3 separate regions of the Mus musculus genome follow, and regions 1 and 2 are each linked to region 3. Evidence: chromatin loops called from intact Hi-C (ENCODE). Cell type or tissue: left cerebral cortex. All regions are shown on one strand.

The links. Peaks named below come from ENCODE experiments on the same cell type or tissue, not always from the same donor. Only the 100,000 strongest peaks of a DNase experiment are listed, where the experiment ranks them.
Region 1: a loop joins it to region 3, with 4 times the contacts of the local background. A loop is called at or near these places in 6 of 42 quality-filtered maps.
Region 2: a loop joins it to region 3, with 2.3 times the contacts of the local background. A loop is called at or near these places in 11 of 42 quality-filtered maps.

What each region holds. Positions count from the first base shown.
Region 1 is chr9:56,990,188-56,998,187 of GRCm38, forward strand. It overlaps Ptpn9 (protein tyrosine phosphatase, non-receptor type 9), which reads left to right and starts at 4,781. Exons shown (of 13, transcript NM_019651.2): 1 at 4,781-5,469. The coding sequence starts at 5,407. In left cerebral cortex, CTCF peaks have their summits at 4,734 and 6,976 (motif pointing right); DNase peaks (open chromatin) are centred at 3,945, 4,719, 5,155, 5,486 and 1 more place; H3K4me3 peaks cover 2,686 bases; H3K27ac peaks cover 2,636 bases.
Region 2 is chr9:56,934,589-56,942,588 of GRCm38, forward strand. It overlaps Imp3 (IMP3, U3 small nucleolar ribonucleoprotein), which reads left to right and starts at 2,912. Exons shown (of 1, transcript NM_133976.2): 1 at 2,912-3,810. The coding sequence starts at 2,919. The coding sequence ends at 3,473. In left cerebral cortex, CTCF peaks have their summits at 3,130 and 4,130; DNase peaks (open chromatin) are centred at 2,823, 3,125 and 4,048; H3K4me3 peaks cover 1,906 bases; H3K27ac peaks cover 1,390 bases.
Region 3 is chr9:57,068,936-57,076,935 of GRCm38, forward strand. It overlaps Sin3a (transcriptional regulator, SIN3A (yeast)), which reads left to right and starts at 7,441. Exons shown (of 22, transcript NM_011378.2): 1 at 7,441-7,695. Gm10658 (predicted gene 10658) reads right to left here and starts at 3,031. Exons shown (of 3, transcript NR_045886.1): 1 at 2,674-3,031. 2700012I20Rik (RIKEN cDNA 2700012I20 gene) reads right to left here and starts at 7,114. Exons shown (of 2, transcript NR_152107.1): 1 at 7,023-7,114; 2 at 6,268-6,908. In left cerebral cortex, CTCF peaks have their summits at 2,887, 4,139, 4,658 and 7,217; DNase peaks (open chromatin) are centred at 3,084, 4,183, 4,658, 5,325 and 4 more places; H3K4me3 peaks cover 5,166 bases; H3K27ac peaks cover 4,298 bases.

The sequences.
Region 1 (8,000 bases), 79 kb before region 3:
AGAGTTCCATGACAACCAGGACTACACAGAGAAGCCCTGTCTCAAACCAAAAACAGAGAGAGAGAGAGAGAGAGAGAGAGAGAGAGAGAGAGAGAGAGAGAGAACTTAAAGCAGGAAACCATTGTGATCTCATGATATTGATACAAATTTTACCATTACTGCTAATGTTTAGATTATAAGTTAATTGGTTGTATAAAGAGGAATCTGTAGTATAATGATTTTTTTTAAAGCACCACCTTAATAGGGACTGCCCTTAGATCCCATAGTGGCTTGCCAATGAAACATGTCATCTCCAATTACACCTGCAGAACATATGGCTGAAGAGCCACAAGAACAAATCACTGGATTCTAAATTCCGTGTTTAATCTGTTCTCAGCACTGGGGTCTGCTTGTTGCTGTCACTCTCACAGTGAGCCAAAGTTCCAGCCACACACTCTGGCAGAAGGGAGGATTATCTCTTCATCTCACACTGGAAGAAGCTTCTATCAATTCGTGGGCTTGGTGGCCTGTGTGTCCTGTAATTTCTGATACTGTTTTATTCTGCTGTCTCCTCCCAACTCCTCAAGTTAGTTCTAGAGCTTCTACATTTGTTTAAATGACTGTTTGTTTTATTTAGTTATATTTTGGAGACAATGTTTCACCATGTAACCCTGGCTGCCCTGGGTTCTATAGACCAAGTTGGATTTAGAGATCCACCTTCCTCACTTTGCCTTCTGACTGCTGGGATCAAAGGTATGTACCACCAATGTCCATCTAAATGACTATTTAAATACACTAGTAAAGCTATACTGAGCCAAAACAGTGGTTGCCCTTCAAAGCAGAAATGACTGGAAGGGAACAAAATAGGACTTTGTTAATGTCTTAGGTGTATATTGCTGTGAAGAGACAACATGACTAAGGCAACTCTTAGAAAGGTGGAGACAGAGCTGAGATTCTACATCTTGATCCGAAGGCATCAGAAGGAGACCGCTACACCAGGCATAGTGTGAACATACATGAGACTCCAAAGCCCCTCCCCTTCCCCTCACAGTGAAACACTTCCTCCAACAAGGCCACACCTACTCTGGCAATGCCATATCTAATATTATTGCTCCCTATGGGCTACACATGAGTCTATGGGGGGGGGCTGCTTCAGATTGTTCATAGCTGATAACTATGATTTGTCTTATGCTCTAGGAGGGGCATGATTTTTGGCAGCTGCAGACAGTTATGCTTGGAATTATGGGGACTTGAGAATGTATAAATTTGAGAGCCCTGAGAGGGCCTGTGTCGGCGGCTGCTGCTGGTGCCTTTTGCTGCTATTGCTAGATTGCTGGTTGGGATACTCTTGTCAATGGAGACTGGCACTTGCCCCTAGGAACTGGATGCTCCTAATCAACAGGAAGTAGTCTAAAGAGTTCTATACCCCTTTTTCCCCTCTAACCTTCTTCCTCTCCTACCTAGTGTTGAGGGGTTGGAAGGGTCTAGCAAGGAGAAGGGTGGTAGATATAAGAACCCAATAAAGGGGACTGAAAAGTATGGCTACATATGCATATTATTTGAGTCTTGCATTTTTAAAAAGTTTAACATGTGTCTTAGTCAGGGTTTCTATTCCTGCACAAAAATCATGACCAAGAAGCAAGTTGGGGAGGAAAGGGTTTATTCGGCTTACATTTCCATACTGCTGTTGGTCACCAAAGGATGCAGGACTGGAACTCAAGCAGGTCAGAAAGCAGGAGCTGATGCAGAGGCCATGGAGGGATGTTCTTTACTGGCTTGCCTCCCCTGGCTTGCTCAGCCTGCTCTCTTATAAAACCCAAGACTACCAGCCCAGAGATGGTCCCACCCACAAGGGGCCTTTCCCCCTTGATCACTAATTGAGAAAATGCCTTACAGTTGGATCTCATGGAGGCATTTCCTCAACTGAAGGTCCTTTCTCTGTGATAACTCCAGCTGTGTCAAGTTGACACAAAACTAGCCAGTACAATTGACCCCTTGTCAACTTGACACACAAAAACATCACTAGTAAGCCTCAACCCTTACATTCTTATTCATCCCCAAGGTCTAAATAACTTTAAAAGTCCCACAGCCTTTACATATTCTTAAAATTTCAATCTCTTTAAAATATCCATCTTTTTTAAAATCCAAAGTCTTTTTACAATTAAAAGTCTCTTAACTGTGGGCTCCACTAAAACAGTTTCTTCCTTCAAGAGGGAAAATATCAGGGCACAGTCACAATCAAAAGCAAAAGTCAATCTCCAACTGTCCAATGTCTGGGATCCAACTCACGATCTTCTGGGCTCCTCCAAGGGCTTGGGTCACTTCTCCAGCCAGGCCCTTTGTAGCACACACATCATCCTCTAGGCTCCAGATGCCTGTACCCCACTGCTGCTGCTGCTCTTGGTGGTCATCTCATGGTACTGGCATCTCCAAAACACTGCATGACCCCTTCAGTCCTGGGCCTTCAATTGCAACTGAGGCTGCACCTTCACCAATGGCCTTCCATGGCCTCTCACAGTACCGAGCCTCAGCTGCTTTGCGTGACCCCTTCATGCCTTCAAAACCAGTACCACCTGGGTGAACCTTACATATTACCAAGTCCTGCTGCAGCAGGAGTACAACCTTGGCCATCTCTGGAACACAGCCTCTTTGTGCTTTCAGAAAACACTTCCCAGAAGATGTCACCTCAATGATGCTGGTCTCTTCTTAATCACCGCTAATTTCTTAGCTCCAGCTAACCAGCATCAATAGTCCCAGTAATGCAAAGTTTTTGCTTTGGTAGTTCTGGTATCTTGTTAATCACAGCTGATTCTTCAGCCCCAGCTAACCAGAACTACAGAATCTTCACAATCAAAACAGCAATGGCCCTGAAAAGAGTCTTTAATTTTCCCTCTGAAATTTCACAAACCAGAGCTCCATCTTCTGCGGTGTTCTCAACATTATCTTCCAAGCTCCTACACAACATCTGACAGAGCTCTTAACAACGGATGGATCTTCAAGCACAACGTTCTAAAGTCCTTCCACAGTCCTCCCCAAAACATGGTCAGATTGTCACAGGAATACCCCACTCTGCTGGTACCAATTTGTCTTAGTCAGGGTTTCTATTCCTGCACAAACATCATGACCAAGAAGCAAGTTGGGGAGGAAAGGGTTTATTCGGCTTACATTTCCATACTGCTGTTGGTCACCAAAGGATGCAGGACTGGAACTCAAGCAGGTCAGAAAGCAGGAGCTGATGCAGAGGCCATGGAGGGATGTTCTTTACTGGCTTGCCTCCCCTGGCTTGCTCAGCCTGCTCTCTTATAAAACCCAAGACTACCAGCCCAGAGATGGTCCTACCCACAAGGGGCCTTTCCCCCTTGATCACTAATTGAGAAAATGCCTTACAGTTGGATCTCATGGAGGCATTTCCTCAACTGAAGGTCCTTTCTCTGTGATAACTCCAGCTGTGTCAAGTTGACACAAAACTAGCCAGTACAACATGTATGGGTGTTTTTTTTTTCCTGATGTATGTTTATACATCACATGCTCCTTAAAAGTTCTATACTACCACGTGGGTACTAGAATTGAACCCAGATCCACTCCAAGGTCAGCCAGTATTCTTAACCACTGACCCATCACGCGAGTCCCTGAGTGTCTTCATTATTTTACTTCCTGATACATCTTCCATTATCTTATACTGTCTTATTTTAACTCCAGTGCATAGTGCAGTGTCTGGTGTGCAGATAGACTTGTTATAGACTGTCTTCCAGTTTCAATACTGAAACCAACTCCTGAGTAGGTTCCTGAGTTCAGCGTAGAGTTCATTTTACTGGTGGCAAAAGACAAACTAACATAGTTGAGGGGCAAGGAGGCATGGACATGCCTTTAATTCCTTCACTCAAGAGGCAGATCTCTGTGAGTTCAAGGCCAGCTTGGTCTACACAGCCAATTTTGGGACAGCCAGGGGTACATAGAGATCCTTTCTCAAAACTCTGTCTTTCCTGGCCCCCTGACCCTCCACACACACAAAGGAAAAAACTTAGCAGAGGTAACCCTGAAGCTGCTATTGCACTGGTGCCAAAATGGAGTTAAGAATATATATAATTTATTTTTTAAAAAGTTCTCCAAGATGGGCATCAAAACCTATAGCATTTTCTTTTCCGAAGACCCATCCCCTGGTTCTTTCTGGACTTCAGTCCTGGGGGGACTAGTTGTGGCACTCCGATTTCTTGAAATCCTTCTAGAATACTTATCTTTGGTCTAACATGATAAAAAAAATCACAGTAGGCCCAGCCCTGCCTTCTCAATGCTCCTATCCTGAGAGACCCAGACTCTGCTGTTTACCCTAGAGTAAAATCATGCATTTGCAAAGGCTGTGGGCTTCCTGAATGAATTCTGAAACAGGATGTCTCTCTCTGTCTCTTCCTCACTCTCTCTTTGTACCCGATTACAATTAGCTACAATGATGCTGGACTACAGGATACATTCATTGAGCAAAGAAATGCGGCCCTTGCTTATCTGTCAGATCCGAGGCATCTTGGACCTCACAGGCAACCTTTCAGACCCTACCACGAATAGGTAGAAGCCGCCCGTGAATACCGGGAAGGGCACCGGTCCTCGCGCAGTTTTGGATTCTTTTAACTCCCAGTCGCGTCTCCCTCCCGCTCCCGTAGGGGAGTCGCCTCTCGTCCCCGCAGCCCCTCCCCCGCCGCGCCGCTCCGTTCCGCTCAGCCTCCCCTCCTCCCAGCTCCTCTCTGTCTCCCCCTCTCGGACAACGTCCCCGTCCGGCCCGGCCCTCCCCGGCTCCTGTTTGTGAATGAGATGCTCAGTTTCTCAATGGAGCCGTGGGGGGCTCGGGCGGACGCGGCGCAGGCCGCAGCGCTGGCCCTGAGCCGGGAGGGGGACGCCTTTTCCTCGCTCGCTCGCGCCCGCCCTCCCTGTCTCCGCGGCGGCTTTTGAGGAACTGGGCCGCGAGGCCACGGAGCAGTTCGCAGGGCCCGCATCCCCGTGGACGCCCGGGCTGGGCGGTCTCGAGGCGCCGGCGAGCTCTGCCCCGGGGGTTAAGCGGCTCGGAAGGCCGACGGCCTCCAACTCCCGCCAGGCGCCTTCGCGGTGGCTGTAAAAGTTGTGGACTCCTAAAAAAGAAAGAAAGCCAAGCAGACCTCGAACTGCTGTTAGTTCCTCGCCCGCACTTTCTCCTCCTCAGGACAGGAGGGGTGGCGTGAGGAAAGGAGTGAAGCAAACAGGAGGCATTTCCTCTCCGCGGGGAGCGACAGCGGGCTCTCCCCGGCCAGCAGGAGCGGCGTTGGCAGCCGCCGCGGGCGCCGGGCGCTCGCACCATGCGCGAGCCGACCGAGAGCTGCTGAGGCGCCGGGCCACAGAAGCGGAGCGCGAGTGCAGCGGGTTCTGGCGCTCGCCCACCAGACCTGCCCCGGCGGCGGCGGGATGGAGCCGGCGACCGCGCCCCGGCCGGACATGGCGCCGGAGCTGACCCCCGAGGAGGAGCAGGTAAGCGCCGCTGCAGCGGTGGGTGTGTCCGAGCCTCCGAGGCCTAGGCCGGCCTCTGTTCGCCGGGCTGCGCTCCTCGCCCCGGGCCCTCAGCGGCTCCTGCTCGCATTTCAGGCCTGCGGGCTGGCCTCCCCGGGCCGGAGACCGCGCCCCAGGCCATCGCCCAGCCCAGCCCCGGAGCCGTGGGACCCCTGGCTCTGAGATTCTTATGCTTCGAGACTTCCGGGGGGGGGGGGGTCCGTGCTGCTCCATTTCAATGAATATTAAAGTTCCTCGAACTGGGGCGGGCTCCCCACTGGATGACTGCAGGACACCTTGTCCCAGGCCCTTCTACTCTCTGGAAGCGTTTGCATTTTTTTTTTTTTTTCTCGAGGGTCCGTTGTTTTCAAGGGCAAGGAAAGCCATTTGGGGGGAGGATTCCTAGGTGGTTGTCTCCGTTCCCAAGATGGGGGGAGGTAGCGCTGGTAAAGAGGTGGCCCAGATTCTCAAAGGAGCCCTTCAGGCTTTCAGACTGCTGTGACGGGCCTACTTGGACAGATCCTGAAAGATCTGTTCCTTTTCTAGCTCCCCAAGTCCCTGGCCTTGACCTCCCTATTCTGCTTTCCCAGGCTAGGCTCTTACCCTCGTCCCCATTTCCCTGCCCCCACCTCATCTGACAGTCTCCATCTTTCTGAAGCCCACACTGGAGTTCCATTGTCCCTTTTTAAAGCTTGAGATCTTAAATTCCCAGAAAGTAGTAGCTTGCGTTATCATTTGAGGGGTTTCTGTAAGCGAGAAGCCTAGCGAGCGCTCTTATAACTTTACACCCCCCCCCCCATATTCCAGCTGTGGAAACACGGACTAGATGAGATTCAGAACCCCACGGATTGGGCTCTTGCTCTTCTCTCCTTGGCACTGCTCATATCCAAACAGAAGCTGTGCTCAAATATGGCCATAATCTGCTTGTACCTTACAAAATAAATGAAAGAGGAAAAGGTGAGACATGCTGGTAATGATCCGTTTCACACTCTCACGCCCTAGTTCACAGGCCCACATTTGCTAACACAATCTGGAGTGGGGAGATGTCTATTTTGACAAACTAACATTGGTTTAATGGTTTTTTTTTAAAGACCTTTTTATGGTTTATTTATTTTTATTTTATTTGCATTGGTGTTTTGCTTGCATATATGTCTGTGTGGGGGTGTCAACTCACTTGGAGATGGATTATGGATACCTGTGACTGCCATGTGAGTGTTGGGAATTGAACCTAGGTCCTCTGAAAGAGTAGCCAGTGCTCTCTCCAGCCCCAAGACCTGATTTTTAAAAAGCCCTTGAATTTTCTTTTGGAAAAGTCATGCTTTCTGTGGAAATGATGTTTTTGTTTTGTTTTGTTTTTTTAATTTCCCCCAGACCTATACTCTTATTGACTTTAAATAAACTCAGCATGAGTAAAAAAAAATTTTTTTTTAAATTTACTTATTTTATGTATATGAGTATACTGTAGCTGTCTTCAGACACACCAGAAGAGGGCAGACATTCAGAAGAGGGTAGACATACCAGAAGAGGGCATTGGATCCCATTACAGATGGTTGTGAGCCACGGTGTGGTTGCTGGGAATTGAACTCAGGACCTCTGGAAGAGCAGTCAGTGCTCTTAACCTCTGAGCCATCTCTCCAGTAAAAAAAAAAAAATTTAAGAATACCTTTTTAAAAACAAATTTGCAAATAGTGGTAACAGCTTGGTAACTGCAACAGTGTTTTCAAAATGCTAGTGAGACAGTGCAAGCAGGTGGCCAAGGGCCAAGGAGCCACTCTGCCAGGACTGGGAAAGGCCTCCCTACTAATGTGTTACCTTGATTTTTTTTTTTTTTTTTTTTTTTTTTTTTTTTTTTTGAGACAGAGTTTCTTGGTGTAACTAGCCTTGTCTGTCCTGAAGCTCTCAACCTGCAGCATCTCAACATGCTGGCCTGGAACTCACAGAGATCCACCTGCCTCTGCTTCCTGAGTGCTGGGACTAAAGGTGTGGGTCACTACTGCACCACAGGTTGATTTATTTTTATTTATTTATTATACACTGGGTGACTTTTTTTTTTTAACACATTCATTATTTTTCTTTCATTCCTTAAATGTTCTTAAGATGTGTATGTTTCTGTTGTACACTATATATACCACTTTATATTAAGATGTGTATGTGTCAGCGGGGCAGTGGTGGGGCATGCCTTTAATCCCAGCACTTGGGAGGCAGAGGCAGGTGAATTTCTGAGTTCCAGGTCAGCCTGGTCTATAGAGTGAGTTCCAGGGCAGCCAGGGCTACACAGAGAAACCCTGTCTCGAAAAACCAAAAAAAAAAAAAAAAAAAAAAAAAAAAAATTAAATTAAAAAAAAAAAAAAAAGAATACTCTGATGTGGCCAGCTGTAGTGATACACACCTTTGATTCCCGCACTCAGGAGGCAGAGGGATCTGAGTTTGAGGCCAGCCTGTCCTACACAGCAGGTTCCAGGATAGTTAGGGGAGAACAGAGAAACCCTATCTTGAAAAAAGGAAAAAAGAAG
Region 2 (8,000 bases), 130 kb before region 3:
TTTTCTCAGAAGCTGGGCATGATGGTGTATGCCTGTAATCCCAGAATTTGGGAGGCTGAGGCAACATCTCATCAGTAGAAATAAAACGATTGGGCTTAGCCGGGCGTGGTGGTGCACGCCTTTAATCCCAGCACTTGGGAGGCAGAGGCAGGTGGATTTCTGAGTTCGAGGCCAGCCTGGTCTACAAAGTGAGTTCCAGGACAGCCAGGACTATATAGAGAAACCCTGTCTCGAAAAACAAAAACAAAATAACAAAAAACAAACAAACAAACAAACAAACAAAAACAATCAGGCTTATTGCAATGTGTCTTTAAACCCAGCACTCTGGAGGTAGAAGCAGGTAGTTCTCTGTAAGTTTGAGGCCAGCCTGGACTACAGATTGAATTCAAGGCCACACAGGACTATGTAGTGAGACCCTGTCTCAAAAGAAACAAACAGGAGTTAAGATGACAGAGACCAGCATGAGGCATAGGGAGGGGGGAGTGAGCAGGTCAGTCCAGTTGGCCTAATCGCCTCTCAGTTTCAGTCACACAGGTTATAGATAATACCTGTAACCTTTAGGCAGAGGTGTTGCTTAGAAGATAACAGAAACATAAAGCAGAACTCTTCTGGTTTTTAGAAAGCTAATTTTACTGGTTCTTTGTGAATTTCACATCATGCACCACTCATCTCCTTGTCCTTTTGTCTTTACCCTTTGCCCTTGCAACCTCCCCCAAAAGGAAACAAAAAACCAAACCAAACAAACAAATCTCACCAAGGAAGCTTCAGTGTGTCATGGTGCTACCTGTTTTCCACACATTTTTTTTACTTGCTAATGTTCATTGTAATTCTTCATTGGTCTGGTAGGAGGCCTCTGGCTTCAGCTACACCTGAGAACTGACTCCTCTCAGACATACTGTTGTTGCCATCTGTCTTAGTTAGGCCTTTACTGTGGTCAGTCACTATGACCAAGGTACCCTTTATAAAGGACCACATTTAATATGAGCTGGTTTACTGGTTCTGAAGTTCGGTCCATCATCATCACAGAAACATAACAGCATCCAGGCAGGCATGGCGACAGAGGAGCTGAGAGTTCTACATCTTGTTCAGAAAGCAAATAAAAGAGGACTGGCTTCCAGGCAGCTAGGAGGAGGATCTCTCAAAGCCCACCCCCCACAGAGACACACTTCCTCCAACAAAGCCACACCTCCTAATAGTGCCACTTCCTGGGCCAAGCATATTCAAACCACCACACCAGGTGCCATGGAGATACTGCAGCTTTGGATCTGCAGGACCAACCCCTTCACATGCTCCTGAAGTTCATAGCTTGCTTTTCAACGTGATAATCTCAGCAAATCATCTTTTGGGGTAGATGAGGAAGCGACACATAGAAAGCATGCATTGTGGGCTGTAGAAGTGACAATACAATATATCCTGCCAGCCTCACTTACAGCAATAGAGAGTAGAGAGACACACCTTCATAACTGATATGGTTTGTGTGTCAGGAGGTTACCCCAACAGGTAGGGGCTCAGTAGAAATTCTTCTGGCCTTCGTTCTGCTTCTGTGATTTCAGACAGGAATTGTTTACCAGACTGTTCACCTCTTACAGATGAAGGTTAGGACTCCTACTTACACTCTGAATTTCTCATCATTGATGGGTACCATCAGTCACTGAGGATTGCAGAAACAATCTCCAGACATACCTGAGTAACACTTTAACTCCAGCACTTGGAGGCAGAGGTAAATGGATCTCTTTGAGTTTAAGGACAGCCTGGTCTATATAAAAATTACCAGGACAGATAGTACTAGAGACATTCTGTCTCAAAAAATAAAATAAAGTAAGACAGCCATGGTGGCACATGCTCACTCATAATCTCATCCTTTTGGATTGAATCTGGTTATATTGTGGTGAATTCATGGCTGACCTGGGCTACCTAAGGAAACTGTGTCAAAAAAATAAGAGGCAGGAATGCTTCCAATCCTGATTGTTTGGTACTACTGCCAGTCCAGTGACAGATCTCATGCTGGCCAGGATGGGACTATTTGTCAACTCTGGGGACCACTGGAACTGAGACATTTGCAGAGTTCTAATCACGTTTTTTGACAGAGATAATCCTCTTATTTATTTATTAGCATTCCACTCTTCTAAAGTTGTGTATGCTTTAAAAAAAAAAGATTTGTTTTATGTGTATCAGTGCTCTTAGCTGCATGTACATGTGCATGTCAGAAAAGAGCATCAGATCACATTATAGATGGTTGTGAACCACTATGTGGGCGATGGGACTTGAACTCATGACCTCCGGAAGAGCAGCCGTGCTGTTAACTGCTAAGCCATCTTTCCAGAGTTGGAGAGATAGCTCAGCCATTAAATAATAGGCTCACAACCAAAACTATGAGACAACTCTTTTAAAGGCAGTAACCTCTCTCTCTGGAAACTGACATCTACAGCTATTGACGGAGCAGACTCTCTTCAGTCACCAAAGACAGAACTCTGAGAGTAAACTAGGTGCTGCCAAGATGGCTCAGCGGTTAAGAGCACTTGACTGCTCTTCCAAAGGTCCAGAGTTCAATTCCCAGGAAAACCACAAACAGGGGATCTGAAGCTCTCTTCCGGTATGAAGACAGAGCAATCATATACACAAAATACGTAAATGAATAAATATTTAAAAACAAAACACAACACTGGACTAGACTAGTTGCATACGCACTGCATGCAAGGAAAAGTGTATTCGCAGGACACGGCTCTCCTTCCGCAATTCTTTCTCCCCCGCTCCCCTTTCAAAACAGGAAGTTCCAGAGTTGGACGAATGAAAAACCGGGGGCGTGTCTTTAACCAATCTTTTGATTGGTCCAGTGATCTAGAGGCGGGGTCTTTCTACGTCGAGGCGGAAATTACGCTAGATTTTCAACGTATTCCCTTTCTCCCGCATTCTCCATCATGGTGCGGAAGCTTAAGTTCCACGAGCAGAAGCTGCTGAAACAGGTGGACTTCCTAAACTGGGAAGTCACCGACCACAACCTCCACGAACTGCGTGTGCTGCGGCGGTACCGGCTGCAGCGGCGCGAGGAGTACACGCGCTACAACCAGCTGAGCCGAGCGGTGCGCGAGCTGGCGCGGCGCCTGCGCGACCTGCCGGAACGCGACCCATTCCGCGTGCGCGCCTCGGCGGCGCTGTTGGACAAGCTGTACGCTATGGGCCTGGTGCCCACGCGCGGCTCACTGGAACTCTGCGACTCCGTCTCGGCCTCGTCCTTCTGCCGCCGCCGCTTGCCTACTTTGCTCCTCAAGCTACGCATGGCGCAGCATCTCCAAGCTGCTGTGGCTTTTGTGGAGCAGGGTCATGTCCGCGTGGGCCCAGACGTGGTCACTGATCCCGCCTTTCTCGTCACTCGCAGCATGGAGGACTTTGTCACCTGGGTGGACTCATCCAAGATCAAGCGGCACGTGTTGGAGTACAATGAGGAGCGCGATGACTTTGATCTAGATGCCTAGCGAGTCTTCTTGTCCTGGCTTCTCAGCTACAGGTCACTGAACCGGGGATGGGGAGGATTGCCCCGGTGTACTGGGAATTTTTCCTAGAATTTGGACTGACAATTAAGTGACTGTGTCTTGAGAGACAGTGGGAAGCAGTTTTGTACCGCACTGGGGATTGCTAGCTTCTTGTGCCTTAAACTTTGTGGTGTAGAAGCAGGAATGTTACCTCTTCCCCTTTGCTTTCATCTTGAAATAGGACCGTCTGGATGGAGAGTTTGAGTTCAGTATATTTATATCGTTTAAAGAAACCCTTTCCTAATGCCAATAAATGTCCCACCGACGTTGTTTAAGTGCACATTTTTGTCTGGTCGTTCTTCTTACCTAGGGTCCTACATAGCCATATCTATTATCTTGCTAGCTGAAGAGCCTAAGGGCAGGAAAAGGGTTGAAGGCGTGAGGCTTTGGAGCCTCACGTGGAGGTTGCAGGATGTTGTACAAGCTGGGCAGATTTGTCACTTAACCAGTCCTTTTCTCGGAATGAATGTTTTGGCAGAGCTTTTATCCACAAGACTTCCTGTTGATATTCCAGCCCCAGGAAATACCATATTAAAGTCCTGGAGTGTTTGCTTGCCTAAGGAAATGATCGCCCTGTAGTTTGGCCAGCTAGTGGTTAGAAGGGACCCAGGAGGTTCCTGAAAACAGATGTTCTTCAAGGTCCTGGCTTCAGAGTTAAGGACACCCCCCCCCCCAAAAAAAAAAAACAAGCAAAAGGGCGAGGTAGTGCTGGCACAGCCTTTAATCCCAGCAGTTAGGAGGTTAAGGCAGGCAGATCTTTGAGTTCCAGGCCAGCCTGGTCGACATGAGGACAACCAGGGCTATGCAGAGAAATTTAGGACTTTAAAAAAAAAAAAAAAAAAAACGCAGCAGAAGCAAAAGGAAAACCATAAAGCAATAGAACTGGTAAATAGAGCACCAAGTTTTATCCCAGACCAAATACAAAATAGAATTCAGAGTCTGGCAGATTAAGGTATTTGTGTAGGGGTTATTTTTCTTCTCTCTCTCTCTCTCTCTCTCTCTCTCTCTCTCTCTCTCTCTCTTTTGAGACCGGTTTTGATTTGAAGCTCAAGCTGGTCTGGAACTAGAAGTGATCCTCCTGTCTCAGCCTCTCCAGTGCTAATATTACAGTGTGCACTGATGAGGCTCAGATTTTATGTGCTTCCTCTTCCTTGCTAGTGAGCCAGGCAAGATAGCTCAATGGGGAGAGAGGCACTTGCTGCTCAGGCTGACAGTGTGAATTTAGTTTTGGAACCCACATGGTGGAAGGAGAGAGCCGACCCTTCCACATGCATGGTACGTCATTTACATTCATACAAACAAAATTTTTTAAAAAGTAAAACTAGGGTTGGAGAGATGGCTCAGTGGTTAAAAGCACCGATTGTTCTTCCAAAGGTCCTGAGTTCAAATCCCAGCAACCACATGGTGGCTCACAACCATTTGTAATGAGATCTGATGTCCTCTTCTGGTACATCTGAAGACAGCTACAGTGTACTTAGATATAATAAATAAATCTTAAAAAAAAAAAAAGTAAAACTAGGGAAGGTAACATGAAATGATTCCAAATATTAGACACAGGTTTACATGGGTAATATATACCCTCCCAACAAACCCATTTAAATGAGTAGATCAGTTACTCTGCACTTTTCAGGTGAGAAAGGAAGATAAGTCAGTATTTGATTGCTTGATAAATGAATTAAGAGTTTTAAGAGTGCTAATGCACAGCCAGTCCTTAAAAGATATGTTGGAGTGTCAGCCTCCAGGTCAGTAGCAACACTAGGCAGTGATTGGTTTCAGCAGGATGCTATAGAAGAAGTTAGTCAGAGCTGGTGTATTATGCACTAAGCAGAAACACTGCAAGTGTGGGGTCAGCCAAGGCTGCAAAGCCAGTGTCTCAAGAAATAAAAGACTGAAGAAATGACTAAGCAGTAAAGAGCACTAGCTGTTCTTCCAAAAACTCTACTTCCAAGGGATCCAATATCCTCCTCCAGCCATGCATATGTATATAGACATGCAAGCAAAATACCCATCTACCAAGAGAGGGAGAAAAATTGGGCATGGTGGCATATGCCTTTAATAATATTTCTTTGGACTCATCCAATCCCAGCACCCAGGAGGCAGAGGCAGTTGGATCTCTGGTCTAGAGAGTAAATTCCAGAGCTACAAAGAAACCCAGTTTCAGTACCTCATCCCCAACCCCCAAATTAAAAAGCAAAACAGCCGCTGAAAGTGAAGACAAAAAAAGCTCTGATGTTAGGAGCTTGCACAGCTCTTGAAGAGGATCCCAGTGTATCAGACTTAAAATTACCTATAACTCCAGCTCCAGGGGCATGAAATACCTTAGCCTCCTCAGGCTCCTGCACTTACATATGTATATCCACACACATAAACAAAACTAATACTTTTAAGGAGTTATAGAGGCTGGGCTGTATGGCACATGCCTTCAAACTCAGCACCCTGGAGGTATAGGCAGGTGGATCTCTGCATTTGAGGTCAACCTGGTTTACAGTGAGTTCCAGGATAGCCAGGACTACACAGAGAAATCCTGTCTAAAACAAAAGGAGAAGAACAAGAGTAATCCGGAGAATGTCAGGCATGGTGGCGCACGCCTTTAATCCCAGAACTTGGGAGGCAGAGGCAGGCGGATTTCTGAGTTCGAGGCCAGTCTGGTCTACAAAGTGAGTTCCAGGACAGCCAGGGCTACACAGAGAAACCCTGTCTCCGAAAAACAACAAAACAAAAAAGAATGATCTGGAGAGGTGGCACAGCCCAGCTGTATGTTTGTGTATGTTTGTTATAAATAACTTGGGGGTATTCACCAGAGAGTACTGTTTGGACATAGGTTTAAGTCACTACCAAATCTTTTGGCCCTCAGTCCACTACACTGAGCCTTTTCCAGGGTGAGCTTTAAAGCATAAAAATCACGTTTTGGGTTGACACACTTAACAAGAACAGTTTGCCAGAAGTGGAATTACAAAAGCCCAAAAGTAGTACTTTGAGAGACGTTTCCAGAGCTATGGACTTTGATGGATTAGGTATTTGTTTTCATTGTTTTACAGCCTGAATGGCACTGCCATCATGGAGTCGGTTGTGTGAGGTCTGCAGGCCTACTAAGGTCTGGGGCCCTGTTACATAACTATGGCATAGGGCTTGAGAGACCTTCGCAGTTCAGGGTACTTGCTTTTCTTGCAGAGAACCTAGGTTTGATGTCCATTGCCCATATGGTACTTTGTATATGTACTATGTATAACTCCAGTTCCCAGGATTCAGTGCCTGCTTTTGACCTCTGAGCACCAGTCATGCAGGTGATATACATACATACATTCAGGCAAGCACTCATATACACAAAATGAGAATAAATAAATCTTTTCCAAAAGTAGCTATGGCAACTTGCCTCAGAGTGTTTATTGCATCTCCTGGCAGCAAAAGCCAATCCTTTCTTTTCTCCATGCAGGCTACACACATCACTAAGCTATAGCCTAGTTCTTTGACTCTTTTGGTTTTTCGAGATGGAGTTTCTCTGTGTAGTTTTGGCAGTCCTGGAGCTCACATTGTAGATTATGCTGGCCTCAAACTCAGAGATCTATCTGCCTGCCTCTGCCCCAGAATGCCGGGATAAAGGCATGTACCATCACTGCCTGGCTCCTTTTACTTTTTAAATTATTTGTAGCGTCTTACCATTTAGCTGTAGCTGACCTGGACCTCACTGTGTAGACTAAACAGGTCTTGGATTCAGAGAATTCCTGCAGGTCTTTTGGGTACTGGGATTAAAGTGTGCATCACCATGCCTAGCTCATCGTTTGTGTTTTTTGGGTTTTGTTTTGTTGTGGGAGGAGGGGTGGGGTTGAAAGGTAGGAGATGAGACATGGTCTCAATGTAGCACTGGCTATCCTGGAGCTCACTCTGTAGACCATCCTGGTCTTGAACTCAAGAGATCCACCAGCCTCTGTCTCCCAAATGCTGAGATTAAAGGCAGGTGCCACCACACCCAGCTTAATATTGGAAGCAGGGTCTTTATGTTGTCCAGGCTGGTTTACAGTTCTTGAACCCAAGCAGTGACCCTTCTGCCTCCAGCTTCCTGAGTAGCAGGGACCTCAAGTGTATATTACCACATTCAACTCAAAAGGTTTTCTATTTTGTTTTATTTAGATTTACTGCTGGCTGATGGTAGAACACACCTTTAATCCCAGCATTTGGGTGGCAAAAGGAAGCTAACCTCTTAAATTCAAGGCCAGTGTGATCTACAGAACAAGTTCCACGACGGCAGGGCTACACAGAAAACCCCTGTTTCCAAAAAATTGATTTATTATTGTTAATTGTGTATACATGTGAATTATGTGCTTATTATGAATACAAGTGCCCGCAGGGGCCAGAGGTATTGGATGTCCTGGAGCTTGCTGGAGTTAGAGGGAGTTTTGAATTTCCTAATATGGGTGCTGGGAATTGAACTCAGGTCCTCCGAAAGACTAGATACGCTCTTACCTGCTGTGC
Region 3 (8,000 bases):
AAACTGCTGTTAGAATTAGGTAGGTAAGGTGTGTGCTTCAGGAAGGAAGGCTCAGTATTTTCTCCAAAGTCTTCGACTTGGATCGTAGCCTGAGTGTATGCAGAAACAGCATATGGGAGATGAAACAATTTCAGGACTTGGACTTAGATAAACGTAGCTTGGCTACTTCATGTAGGTAAGCCCCTCCACGGTCTGTGGCCTCAGACTCGCAGGGTATTTCACACACAGGCATGTCGGTTTCCCAAGGAGAATGCTCACCCAGATCCATTCAATTGTACTTTCACTAGTGGGCCAGTAAGAAATGTTGAGTGTCCATATAACACTGAGTCAGAAACAGTTACTGGGTTCCCCCTGGTGCCCCTTGAATACAGAGACCCCAAAGTCAAATTAGGTATAGTCGATGTTCTTAAGATCTCAATCTAAAGAGTGTTCAGAAAAGTCTAAGCATCAGCCATATCTTTCTCCATAATGAGGGTGGAGACATAGCTCAGTGGGTAAGAACTCTTGTTGCTCAAGCATGAAGACCCAAGTTAAACTCTCCAGCTCCCACATAAAAAGACCAGTATGGTTTTTTTACATACATGCCTGTAACCCAAGAGCTGGGGAGTAGCAGATGGGGAGGCAAGAGAATCAATGGAACTTGCTGACCAACAGCCTAGCTCCAGATTCAGGAAAGACCTTCTCTCAAGGGAACAAGGCAGGGGTTGGTAGCAGGACACTTAACATCCTTCAACTATGCATTGGTGCACACAATACTGTATGGGTGCACACACAGGTACACATATGCATGCATGTGCATTCATGCTCATATGTGCACACACAAAATAAGTAACTTTATCTACAGCATGTGCCACTTGCTGTTTAGGATAATAGTCAAATGCCTCAGCTTCTGGCCTCCACTGAGATTCAGAAACTGTATAAGGTAATAATTGTATTGGCCTCAAAACAGGGAAAGAGTTATTATCCTTAGAGAAGGCTGAGCCACAGGTGAGGGTGGACTAAATGGGAGCCAACATAAATGGGGCTCAGCATTTCTGACTAGTGTTCTCTCTGTAGTACCACTGTGCCTCACCTCAGTAACGCAGTATCTATTTATGCCTTCAGCTAAAAGTTGATCCTCATTCTAGAGAGGATGAACACTGACTTTCACGGCTGTGTCAGGCCTCACACTGAACCCACTGTCCTCATCACCTGGCCTTTGCCACTACACAGTTCTTTCCAGCTACCACAGACATTCTAGCTCCTGTATACCAGGTGGAATGCCATTGCCCTTCCTAAGTCTGTACTTCTCACCTGTCCTGTCTCCCTCAGTGACAGCTTTCCACATGGACTCCAGTCAGGGAAGGATCCTAACACTATCTTTAAGGACCCCTTCTCTGTAGACCCATGCTCTCCCTCATTTTTCTGGGAACTGAAGCCCTGAACTAGGAAGAGATTTACCTGAACACAACACTGGCTATGCCAACCCTCTTTCATCTAGTAACCACAGAAGGCCACTGGCTACCTCTTCTGTTATCTACACTGAGCCAGCTGCCTCCTCTTCCTTGGGATTATTCTCAAGTAGACTCTCTTTAAACGAGATGAGATCCACTCTGTAGCCTAGGCTGGCTTTGGACTCAAGGTCTTATTCCCTTTGCCTCCCAAATGATGAGATGACAGGCATTTATTTATCACCATATAAAGCATTGTAAAGTTCTTATAAATAACTAGGTTGTTGGCATAGTCATCCAGCTGCCAGAGAATCCTTTCCTGTTCATATCCTACCTGATACCCAAGCTAACTCCCTTTCTTCAATGACCTCCAAAATAAGTGGTTCTTGGGGGCTGGGCTGTAACTAAATGGGAAGAGTGCTTGCCTAGCATGTATGAAGTACTAGGTCTGATTTCCAGAACCACATAAAGCTGATATGGTCATGCACAGCTAGAATCCAAGTACTTGGGGAGGTTGAAGCAGGAGAAAATGCCATCTGCTATGAGTTTGAGATCAGTCTGGGCTACATGACATCCTGTCTCCAAAACAAAACAAGCAAAAGGATGGAACAACAACAACAAAACAGTTTCTTGCTCAAACCACGTGCTTTCTGCTCAGCTCTTTTGAACAAATATGTTACTGATAAATAGCAAATGAGGCAGTTAAGAGCTTCATCTGAGGGCTGCTCAAAATGAGGAGACTTTTCTGGACTAGGTGATGAATAGGGGACAAATTTGCCATTGCTTTTCCCAATCTATTCCCCAATCCAAGATGCACCTTTGTTGCCAGTAAACTCACCAGTCCAACAGCCTCTGTGCCTGCTATGTGTGTGTGGCACTCTTTGTTCAGACTGCTAGCTAAACAGAATTACTCATGTTGAAATGACTGTGGATCTACTTAGAGAGAGAGAGAGAGAGAGAGAGAGAGAGAGAGAGAGAGAGAGATAGGGTTGGGAAAGACTTCGCCTTACTTCCTGCAGCAAGCATCTGAGTGTTTGGAGGATATCGTGAATATTCCAGCCAGTTTAAAATTGCACTAGATAGCAGACAGAGTGAAATACCTGATTCACACCCCATAGCGGCTCAGACAAGTGCCAGTTTTCCAGGTTTTCGGAATTCATGGCTGAAAGGCACCTTACAATGTAGACTGGACACACGTTTAACAGCCAGGAAAGTCTAGACGTTGCAGCCAATCGCTACTTACCTCTAATCCAACCAAATGCTAGCCAGGCCGGACTCTGTTTAGCTTCTGAGATATGATGCGTCCAAGTGGTAGGGCCATAGACTGTTACAGGTTTCTCCAGACCCAGCTCCAAATGGGTTGTGTGTGAAGGAAACCGGGGCCGTGTAGTTAAGATGCACCTCCTTTAGCTTCCACCCTGCGGAACTCCAAATCCCAAAAGGCCTAAGTCCGAAGTCCTCGAAAAACTCCAAGTGGCGGTGTGAGAGATGTAAGAGCCTCTGCTTTGGAGGCGACTCTTACTCGTGGATAGTTTAATTATTTATTTTTATTTCGGTGGAGGCAAGGGGCGATCAATGAAGGGGAAGGGGCGGGGAGAGAGAGGAGGCGGACCCATTGGGACTGACGTATACGCAGGAAAGCCAATAGATACTGGGGGGCGTTCCCTCTCATTCAGGACTCCTCGCCTGGTTCCGGAGGTATGTTAAACAGCTGCTTTTAATTTGGTCTCCCCAATTTCGGTATTTTGGGGGTCTAGTTCTTTGGTCGCTTGCTTTGGCTGCACAAAGTCTGTGTGGGTGCTGCAGTCCCCAAGACAGAGCTACGGGGAGGCTCGGAGTCCCGCGGTTGAGGTAGGCTAGGGGCAGGCCAGGAAGGAGAGCGCTTGGCGCCGCCCGCTCGTAGTGTGTTTCCAAGCAGGGCTGGAACGGTGGGGAGGGGGCTGGCCCGGCCTGGGTCGCCCTCGCGCCGGCCGCGCCGCCCAATTTATTTTACCAAGCAGTCGGTTTCGATAGGTTTAGGAAGCTCATTGGGGAATGGGCCAGCAGAAGACCAACTGCTCTTGTAAATGCTTTAAAAATATTTTAAAAAATAATTATAAAGAAGAAAAAGAGGGAAGAGGGCCCTGGTTGCGGCGAGCGGCCTCGGCAGGGGGCGGCGGCCGCAGCCTGGCCAGTCGGGCCCACCGAGCTCACGGTGTCCGGAGTTGGTCGACCGCTGGAGTTTAAGAGCAAGCCGGGCCCCACGGTCTTTCTCCGCTAACCACGCTGGGCGAGTGCAGTGGCCGCCCTGAGCGTTTGCTTCTGCCGGCAAACTTGGAAGGGTCGTGGGCGCGCTCTGGGGAGGCGCGGGCACCGTGGGCCCGCGGTTGTTAAGGACTCTGGGGGCGGGGGCAATGGCTGTATTTGCCGGAGGAGACTTGGGGCGGGAGAGGTTCCAGCCACTAGCCTGGGAGCTGCCGGTGTGTCCGAACACGGCATTTTAGCAAGTACTCGGCTGCAGAACCGGCTAGACTGCGGTCCGGCGTGGAGCGCTTGCTGAGTGTAGAAAAGCTCTAGGAACTCGGCGGATTCAATTCGCGGCCCCAGCTGATCCCCTCGCAAACATGGAGCTGCCTCCTTCCCCGCCCACCTCACGGCCGCGGCGGCTGCTCCCCCTCCCTGAGTAGTGTGTGTGCTGCCGGGGCTCCCTCTTCCGCGAGGTGCCGCTGCGTGCCACAGGGCCGCGTACGGGGAGGGGGCAGCCTTGTGCGCGCGCGCGCTCACGAAGGGGTGGCCTGAAAGGGGCAGTGAAGGTCGGAAACTGGGAAAACAGACTCCACGCTTGGAATAGGGAAAAGGAAATGCATCAGCGGGCGGGGAGGGGCGCGCCTGTCAGCCGGATGGCGGCTGCGGGCCGAGAGGCGGGGCACCGGAGCAAACTGCGTGCAGTGGCGGTGCAGGCGGGGAGGGCAGGCGCAGGGCCAGTTCTCGAAATGCGCGGCCATCTCTGCCTCCATTGCCTGGCCAAGACTGTTTACTATCTCTTGCAGGGAGCTTGTGCAACCGGCCTGGAGGGGACCCGAGAGGGGCGGGGACATTTCCTCTTCCACCCACTTTGGGTTCTCCAGAGGCTCCGCCTTCTCTTGTCTTTCACTGGTTGGATTCGAGTCCCTCTTTCCCTTCTCGTGTATGCATTGGATGATATTCTCTAGAGCTCCGCCTATCGGGAGGTTGGACTGGAGTTTAAGTTGCTAAAATTTTTTTTCTTCGAAGGGCGGAGGGAGGATTCCTGGGGCTTACGTGAGGTACAAGCCCCCGTCCCTGTTTCTGATTGGCGAATTGGATAGGCCTTCCCCTTCTGGGGTAAGCTAGGAGGAGACGTTCTCCTCCCTGCCCCCCCTTTCTCGTGAGCGCGCTCAGCACATGGTTGAGGCCCTTTTAGCTCCCTGCAACTTCCCTCCCGCCCGGAAGTCTCAGGCTCCGCGCCCTTAGTTAGGGGGGCGGGGAAAGCCTTGGAGGCACACAAAGATTCTTCCGAGTCTAGGGATCGGCTAGCCTTCGAGGTGAAGCCCGACAATTGCGCTGTTACTCCAGAAAGCATCGCTCCAGGGCTGCTGCACGGAGGGGAGGGAATGAGTTCTACCCTCCAGCCCGATCAACTTTTGCTGTTTTTCTCCGTGCCCCTTGACTTCCTTAAATTTAAGTTTCAGAAAGCTTGGACATTGGCCGCATCCTTAATTCCTTGTGCAAGGCAATCTTGATCCTTAGTCGGCGGAATCTAAGATTATGACAACCTAGTAATGGAACCTTTGGCAAGATCTACGATACCTCGGTCGCTGCAGTCAAGGGAAGTCCGTGAGGCTCATTTCTAGCAAGGATTCGGGGGTGTTTGTTGATACCGTGGTGGGAGTGCTGTACATTGTATGGTAGGTACCCAGCCTGGTGGGTAAGGCAGTTCAGTTAAGGATAGGCATCTGTCAGTTTTGGAGTGCTACTTCAGCCTGGAACGGTTTGGCTAGTTTTTCTTATTTTAGAGCACTGTCCTGGAACAGGGCTTGGCTTGGCTACCGGTGTGGCTGCTCCCACCTGTCGGCCACTCTTGGAGTTCACAACTCTTTACTATGGCCTCACGCCGTGAAGCCATCCTAGGAGTTAGACCCACCTGTTGCCAACACTTGTTTATGGCAGTCTCCGCAGGATTTACAGGAGGACAGTATTGGATTTACGAAACGGTTCCCCGGTGTCGTATCTCCTGGGGACACTCGACTCTAGGGAGGTTCCCTCTCCCCCTTTTGCTCTAGAATGCGGTAAGACTAATCCCACCTAACCTCTCATGGCACAGCGAAAGCCTCCCCAAAGCAAGGTCGGCATCGGGCCCACGCCTTACTAGTGAATAAATAAAAGAACTAGGTCTTTATTATTATTATTATTATTAATTAATTAATGTATTATATGTAAGTACACTGTAGTTGTCTTCAGACACTCCAGAAGAGAGCATCAGATTCCATTACGGATGGTTGTGAGCCACCATGTGGTTGCTGGGATTTGAACTCAGGACCTTTGGAAGAGCAGACGGCGTTCTTAGCCGCTGAGCCATCTCACCAGCCCAAGAACTAGGTATTTCAAAGCACTTTTTGTGTTCAGGCATTGTTACTTACCCAGAAGGCTTAGAGACCGCCATTAACTCACTCTGCTAAGGAGGAATGCCCACCCCCCTTTTTTTTGAAGGGCTGGCCTTAGGGTTCCTAAATTCAGACTATTCCTGCCCTTTCGCGAATGGTTGCGATTACAGCCCTTCCCCTTGAACAGTCATTCTTAAGACCATATCCTTCACACAATCTGGAATTTTTACTCCTTCTGTGAACGTAAGTGCACACTCAAGGTTTATTTATGCAGTGGTCTGTGTGAGGTTTTCAGCCTCTCTTCCTCCAGTTTAAAATGTCCCTGGATCTACCCGACCAATAGAGTATACATTTTCCCTTCATGCTCCGCCTTCCGGAGGCTTGCCCAGGCGGTGACATTTAAAGGCCTCCGCTGGGTTATCTCCGCCCCCTGAGGGCTGCAGATTCTGGTTGTCCCAGTGTCACAGTATTCAGTCAGCCCTAGTGACCAGCTAGTAATATCTGGGCTTTTGGATCAGATTAGAGCTCCAGACCTTAATTTTGGAGTCGGCTTGCTGAAAGTAGCTGCTGAGTGCTCCAGATGGCTGTGTTTAGAAGACCGTGAAAGTGTAAAAATAAGTGGGTAGGAAGGACAAGGCTTTCTGTCATTGTTTTGGTTAATTCTCCACGGCGGGTAATACTACTGCCTTTTCCTTTTCAAATCTCAAAGCCTCGGGTTTCGGCCGCTGAGCTCCCCGCCATCTCCGATCCCGGCCTTGGAACGCTGAGGTTCAGTCTCCAGTGTAAACATTCCACAAAAGGACTGCTAAGGTTCAGCATCCTCGCGCAGGGCGGAATGGTCTCCTTCCTGGACCGGCGCCGTGTCCAATGGCGGCTCCTACCGGCGCCAAGATAGTCCAATCAGATCATTGGGGGCGGGGCCTGGCCCAGCCGTGTAGTGGGTGGAGTCGGCCTCACTTAAGGACATTTTTACCCCACATTGGTTACTTACCTTCCTGGGGCTATGAGAGAAGCAAAGGTAGTCTTCCAATGCAGGGACCGGCGGAGGCGGGAGCCGATTTGTTAGGCCTGTGGCTGGGGCGGTATGGGGAGGGATATGTGAGACTCTCCAATGAGATGTGAAGAGGTACTCCTCTTCCTCCAATAGTATTAGAGCCCGGAGGAGGGATTCGGCAATCAGTCTCCAATAGGCGGGGTTGAGTTAGGGACTCTCCCCGCCAATAGGGGCGTGGAGAAGGTGAGCGGCTCGCTCTCCCCTCCCAGCGAGGGAAGAGGGCGGGAGTAGGTCTTTGCGGCATAGTGATTGGCTAAACCATTGACGGATGGGTAATATATCCCGTGGCGGAGCGAGGTTAAGCCTTCCCTCGGCGGGGCGGGCCGGGAGAGTGGGCGGGATTTCCCGGGTAACAGAGAAGCGGCCGCGGCGGTAGAGGCGGCAGAGACGGTTTCTCCATCTTCCCCCCTCCCCTTCCCCCCTTAGAGTTTCCCTCCCTCCCTCCCTCCTTCCCAGTCTGGGCACCCAGGCCTGTGACCGCTTCGTGGGCGCAAAGGAGGTTGCCAGTCCGCTCTTGCGGGCCTGTGCCCGCGCCGTTCCGGGGCCTCCGTGCTGGGTGCGAGGCTCACGCCGGGAGCGACGCACAGGCTGAGTGGCTGGAGCTTTTGCGGTGAGAGCACGCCGCACCGCGGTCCGCCCAGCAGCTGGGTGGCGGGTAACCCGGGACTGGAGGGCGTGTGTTTTTCGGGGGGGCTGACCTCGGCTTCCCGTGCGTGGCTGTGGGGGGCGGAGCGGAGCCGCACTCAGTGCGGGAGGGGGAGGAGAGCGTAGTCCCGGTGCGCACGGAGGGGCGGGTCCTAGTCCCGCCGATCAGAGGCGGGGCCGGCGCGCGTGCGGTGGTGGAGAAAGGGGCGGGACGGGCTCGCGCTAAAGGCCCGCGGCTGTGACCCCGCCCCTTCTCCCTTATGGGCGGGA